2 separate regions of the Homo sapiens genome follow, and region 1 is linked to region 2. A link is an interaction called in ENCODE POLR2A ChIA-PET data of the cell type or tissue named here. Cell type or tissue: Panc1. All regions are shown on one strand.

What was found. ChIA-PET counts read pairs that join two places held together with the same protein. Peaks named below come from ENCODE experiments on the same cell type or tissue, not always from the same donor. Only the 100,000 strongest peaks of a DNase experiment are listed, where the experiment ranks them.
Region 1: POLR2A ChIA-PET joins it to region 2 with 6 read pairs; 4 of 35 experiments call an interaction of 5 or more read pairs at or near these places.

Annotation. Positions count from the first base shown.
Region 1 is chr22:24,589,912-24,592,411 of GRCh38, forward strand. LRRC75B (leucine rich repeat containing 75B) reads right to left here. Exons shown (of 4, transcript NM_207644.3): 2 at 1-38. It also overlaps a transcript of GGT1 not described here. Among named protein-coding and RNA genes, the nearest start is that of LRRC75B, 1.9 kb to the right of the region's middle. RefSeq lists an enhancer at 1,589-2,500. In Panc1, no CTCF peak of the experiment used is centred here; no DNase peak of the experiment used is centred here; H3K4me3 peaks cover 109 bases.
Region 2 is chr22:24,485,127-24,487,626 of GRCh38, forward strand. All of the region lies in intron 1 of ADORA2A-AS1 (ADORA2A antisense RNA 1), which reads right to left. Among named protein-coding and RNA genes, the nearest start is that of ADORA2A-AS1, 8.7 kb to the right of the region's middle. In Panc1, no CTCF peak of the experiment used is centred here; a DNase peak (open chromatin) is centred at 1,535.

The DNA of each region.
Region 1 (2,500 bases), 100 kb after region 2:
AGGATATCAGGAAGGAGGGTCCTCTCAAGGCCCAGGTCCTGTGAGTGGTGAAGAGAGAGTTGAGTGAGCCCGTTGGGTCTCCCATCTCGAGGCACCACCCCAGCCAGCCAGATGCTGCTTATGCCCGTTCCTGTCTCTCCATCTCCTCCCTAAGGCTGGCTGGATTCTCCCCACAGGCGGCCATGGGCCAACAGTCCAGTGGCGGGTGGCCCCCTTCTTTTTTTGCTTATTTATTTTTTGAGACAGGGTCTCACCCTGTCACCCAGGCTGGAGTGCAGTGGCGTGATCTCAGTTCAGTGTAACATCTGCCTCCTCAAGGAATCCTCCCACTTCAGCCTCCTGAGGAGCTGGGGCTATAGACAGGCACCACTATGCTCAGCTAATTAAAAAAAAAATGTTTTGTAGAAATGGGGTCTCACTATGTTGCCCAGACTGGTCTCAAACTCCTGGGCTCAAGCGATCCTCCCAAAGTGCTGGGATTACAGGTGTGAGCCACTCAGCCTTGGAGGACCCTTTGGATAAGTAGAGGGGAGGGACATGGGAGCCCTCAGGGAAGTGGTAAGTGAATCCCAGAACCCTTAGACCAGTTCCCTTGAGGTAGTGTTGTGCTGTGACACTGCCTTCTCTGGGGTTAGGACTTGTCAGTGGGATTCTTTGGGGTCTTTCGTCTTATGGTGGGGGGGTTTGCTCTTCTTATGACCCCTCAAATTCCCCTGTCCCCCAGTGTTCCCTTCAGATCCTCTGCCTTCCCACCTATCCCTTGGTTTTCCTAAGCTGCGGCCAGCATCTGTTTGCGGACAGGTATGGATCCTTCCCTTGGGGGCGGACCTCTCTCTCAGATGTCTCAAAGGCATGCCACCCTGAAGCCAGCCTCACCACCCATGCCCCAGCTCAGTATAGGGCACCTCCATGACCATCTTCCCAGGCACTGGGGCCAGAAGCTCTGGAACCCCCCAGCACTCTTCCGTCCTCCTCTCTCCCCCAGCTCACCTAGTCATCCCTTCTCTCTCCCCACCACTCCTGCCAAGATTCAGGCCTCCAGCCTCCTCTCCTACCCATCCCTCACCCCACCGCCTGCATAGACCTGCCCTGGCCTTCCTGCCTCACTCCTCCACTTTCTCCTCCTGTCTACTCCCACAGGACTGGTGTGGGGCTGAATACTCTTTCAGAGGGTCTCTTTGTTTTGAGACGGAGTTTTGCTCTTGTTGCCCGGGCTGGGGCGCAGTGGTGCGAGGTCAGCTCACCGCAACCTCCGCCTCCCGGGTTCAAGCAATTCTCCTGCCTCAGCCTCCTGAGTAGCTGGGATTGCAGGCATGTGCCACCACGCCCAGCTAATTTTGTATTTTTAGCAGGGAAGGGGTTTCTCCATGTTGGTCAGGCTGGTCTCGAATTCCCGACTTCAGGTGATCTGCCTGCCTCAGCCTCCCAAAGTGCTGGGATTATAGGCGTGAGCCACTGCATCTGGCCCAGAGGGTCTCTTTAGAGGACATTTTGAGAGCTGATGGGGCAGCCACAGCCAGGAGGGGCCTCTAGACCCCATGTGGGCCTTCTCCAATCCATAGGTGATATGCTCTGTGCGTGGGTCCCAAGCACAGGAAGTTGGGCCAGGCAGGGGAGGCCGTGGGTCACAGCTGCAGGGTCCCTGCAGGTTATGGAGCAGGATAGGCCCCGGCTGGACCTCAAATCCCAACCTCTGAGACACAAAGAGGTGGTCTCTGAGGATCCTTCTTTCCCTCTAGTTTCCCAGCTAAAATGCCCAACTGGTGTCTTGGACTCCAGGCAGCATCCCAGACTGAGATCTGTGCCTCTGGTTGTCTGGCTGATTCAGTGCTGCTCTGCTGTTTGCCACAGATGCCAGCTAGGGAAGATCCAGGAGGAAGGCTGGCTGATGAGCCTGGCAGACCCAGACAGGGCCCCAGACCGCAACCTGCCAGCCTGCCTTCCATGGGTCTAGACAGCTCCTCTTAAACGGACAGCTCCATTTTTCCAGCCTGCTGAATCCAGAGTTGGAGGAGGTGGAGAAGGGAAGGGAGGAAGAAGGGCTCTGGCCCTGGCTTGCCCCACATTTTCTCTGTGGGCCCTGGGGTGACCACTTCGCTCCATGCCTCAGTTTCCCCATTTCTAATCTACCTTCTGCAGGCCGAACACCTGCATGGCTGACTTCCTGCTCACAGGATGGGGCAGGTAGTGGTGGTAGCTGCTGTAGGGGGTGGGGACGGGGTGGTGAGGGAAGTGGCATGCCCAGGTGATTGGGGGGACCAGCATCCTGGGACAACCCAGGGGTTGGGATCTGGGTTTAGTGTACCTGGTGTGTGTAGGAGCAGAGCCACCACCGGACCGAGTGTTGTGATGCACAGATGCTGGGGATGTGTACTCTAAGGGCATGAGCCGCCTGTTGGAGAACTGGTGATGCATGGATGGCTCTCTGTGGGCTGCCATGGTGTCTTGGGGTGAGGCTGCATCCCTAGACCAGCCCTGGGTCCTCTCTCCAGGGTCCACT
Region 2 (2,500 bases):
AACCTGGTAAGTTATTACAATACTGTAAGCCCTCCACAATGAATCATTAGTATACCTTATAGCTTCTCAGAGTACACAATCTACTTAGCTTCAGTATAAAGTATTTTAAGATGCCAATTATCTGCAGATGGTGAAGTATAGAACATAAGTCTGTTTGGCCTAACTTAACAAATACATAATTCTTTCTACACACTTGTTTCGCCCCGGGCTGTGTACCTATTTGACCTCTTAACCCCCATCGATTTTTGTCCCCTTACGATTCTCCAGATACAACCACTTCCAATTTGAAATTGCTCTTTGCAACCATGAGGTAGTTGTTTCATCCCCAGATTCTGGGACCAGAACTCTTTTCACCATTAGGTTCCAGAAACTAGGGTCCAAATACTCTTGCAATAAAGTGTTTCCTTTAAACCAAATCCAACCAAACATACTTTTAAAAAAGTTAATAATAAAATCTTCCCATCATCTGGCTCTTCAGTAAACTCACAGTTACTGACTTTTACTTCATCAAATACCAGGCTGTCTTGTATCGTTCTTTGGCTTATTTATGGTTCTTTGGATTTGACATCCCTAAGGTTTTCTTGGTTCATATTACAGCAATATACAGAAATCACAGACTGTAATTCAACTACCCATCTGATGACTGACTATCTTCTACAACACTCCCACCAAGTGGTCATCTGGACCGTACCTGAACACCCTGAATGAGAACTCATCACTTGCAGAGACTGCCTATTTCATTTTTTTTTATATCACCCAATGAAAATAACTGTATTGGCCTGAAATATCCTCCCTAAGTTTCTTGAGACAGAGTCTTGCTCTGTAGCCCAGGCTGGAGTGCAGTGGCACGATCTCAGCCCACTGCTACTCACTGCTACCTCTGCCTCCCGGGTCCTGGCTCAAGCAATTCTCCCGCCTCAGCCTCCCAAGTAGCTGGGATTACAGGCACATGCCAACATGCCCAGCTAATTTTTGTATTTTTAGTAGTGACGGGGTTTCACCATGTTGGCCAGGTTGGTCTTGAACTCCTGACCTCATGATCTACCCGCCTCGGCCTCCCAAAGTGCTGGGATTACAGGCGTGAGCTAGCACGCCTGGCCTCCTCCCTTAGTTTCTATCCATTGACTCCAGCTCCTCTCCTTAGGGACATGTGGAACAAATAAAAACCTCTTATATGTGGCCCCTTCAGAAATCTGAATGAAGTGACAATATCCTTCCTGAGTTTGTTTGCCTTGTTTTGCTAAATATATGTTCCAAGTGCCTTTAACATTTTGTTGTTGTTGTTGCTGTTAGATCTCTCTTTTCTGCATATTCAAGATGATCTATATGTCGTGTAGCTATCCCAGAGCTAGATTAATTTCAGGTGTGCTCTGGTCAGCACAGAACAGAATGAGATAGTCATCTTCCTTGTGTTCTGCACACTATACTTCTCATAATGCAACCTAAGATTATATCAGCTTTTTTTGGCAGCCACACACACTGTTGACTCACATTGAGCTTCTAGTCAACTCAATACCCCTAATTCAGCCACACGTACTGCTGCTAGGCCCAATGCATACTTCTGCAATTGTTTTAGCGGGGAGGAAGTGGTAAAGAGAAAGATTTATCACATTGATACTTCATGAAATTTGGGGCCCAAAAATTCAACCTGGGATTTTGCATTCCTGTCATACATAAGCCTATGCTTAGTTTGCTATCCTAAATGATTAGACAAACTAGTGATGAGTCATGGACTGGAGTTCAGCTTAGGCTAGTCAGCTTTGCTTTGTTTCATGGTCTCATGCAGCCTTCTCAAAATTACCGATCTTTCAAATGTATGCTATTTATCCCGAGAAGAACTGGTGGAAAGACTATAAATGATTCAATGCAAAGCCATTATCACCACTGAAAAAAACAACGCAAAGATAAGTATCCAGTACATTAAAGATGGTATATTTATAATTTGCCATGGAAGAATTATATCTAAACACCTTCTCCTTGATTAAAAATAGCATCTATAGAGATAATGCTATATAGATTTTCAAAGATATTTCAACTTAGCTTATTCCATTCCTTCAAGAAAGTGGGGAAGGTATCATTATCCTCATTTCTAGTTCAGTTCAGTCCTTATTGTACCCATGGTATTCCAACACAAGTGAGACCCACCCCATGTGATTAAGGCACTCATATCCAGGGTGTTCTCATTTCTAGTCCAGTTCAGTCCTTATGGGACCCATGGTATTCCCACACAAGTGAGACCCAGTCCGTGTGATTAAGGCACTCTTATCCAGGGCGTTCTCCTGTAAGTGTCAGGCAACATCTGCTCTGCTTGCCCTTGCCATCTGGATTTTAAAAAGGATCTCATACTCCGTTAATCATAAAATCATAGAATCTATGAGAATTAGTCTAATATCTTTGAAGATTAGGAAGAGGTATCAAATAATGCACCTAAAGTTTCAGTTACCTAATAGTAAAACCAGGATTAGAACATATTTATATTCTAACCAGTATTCAGACCAAT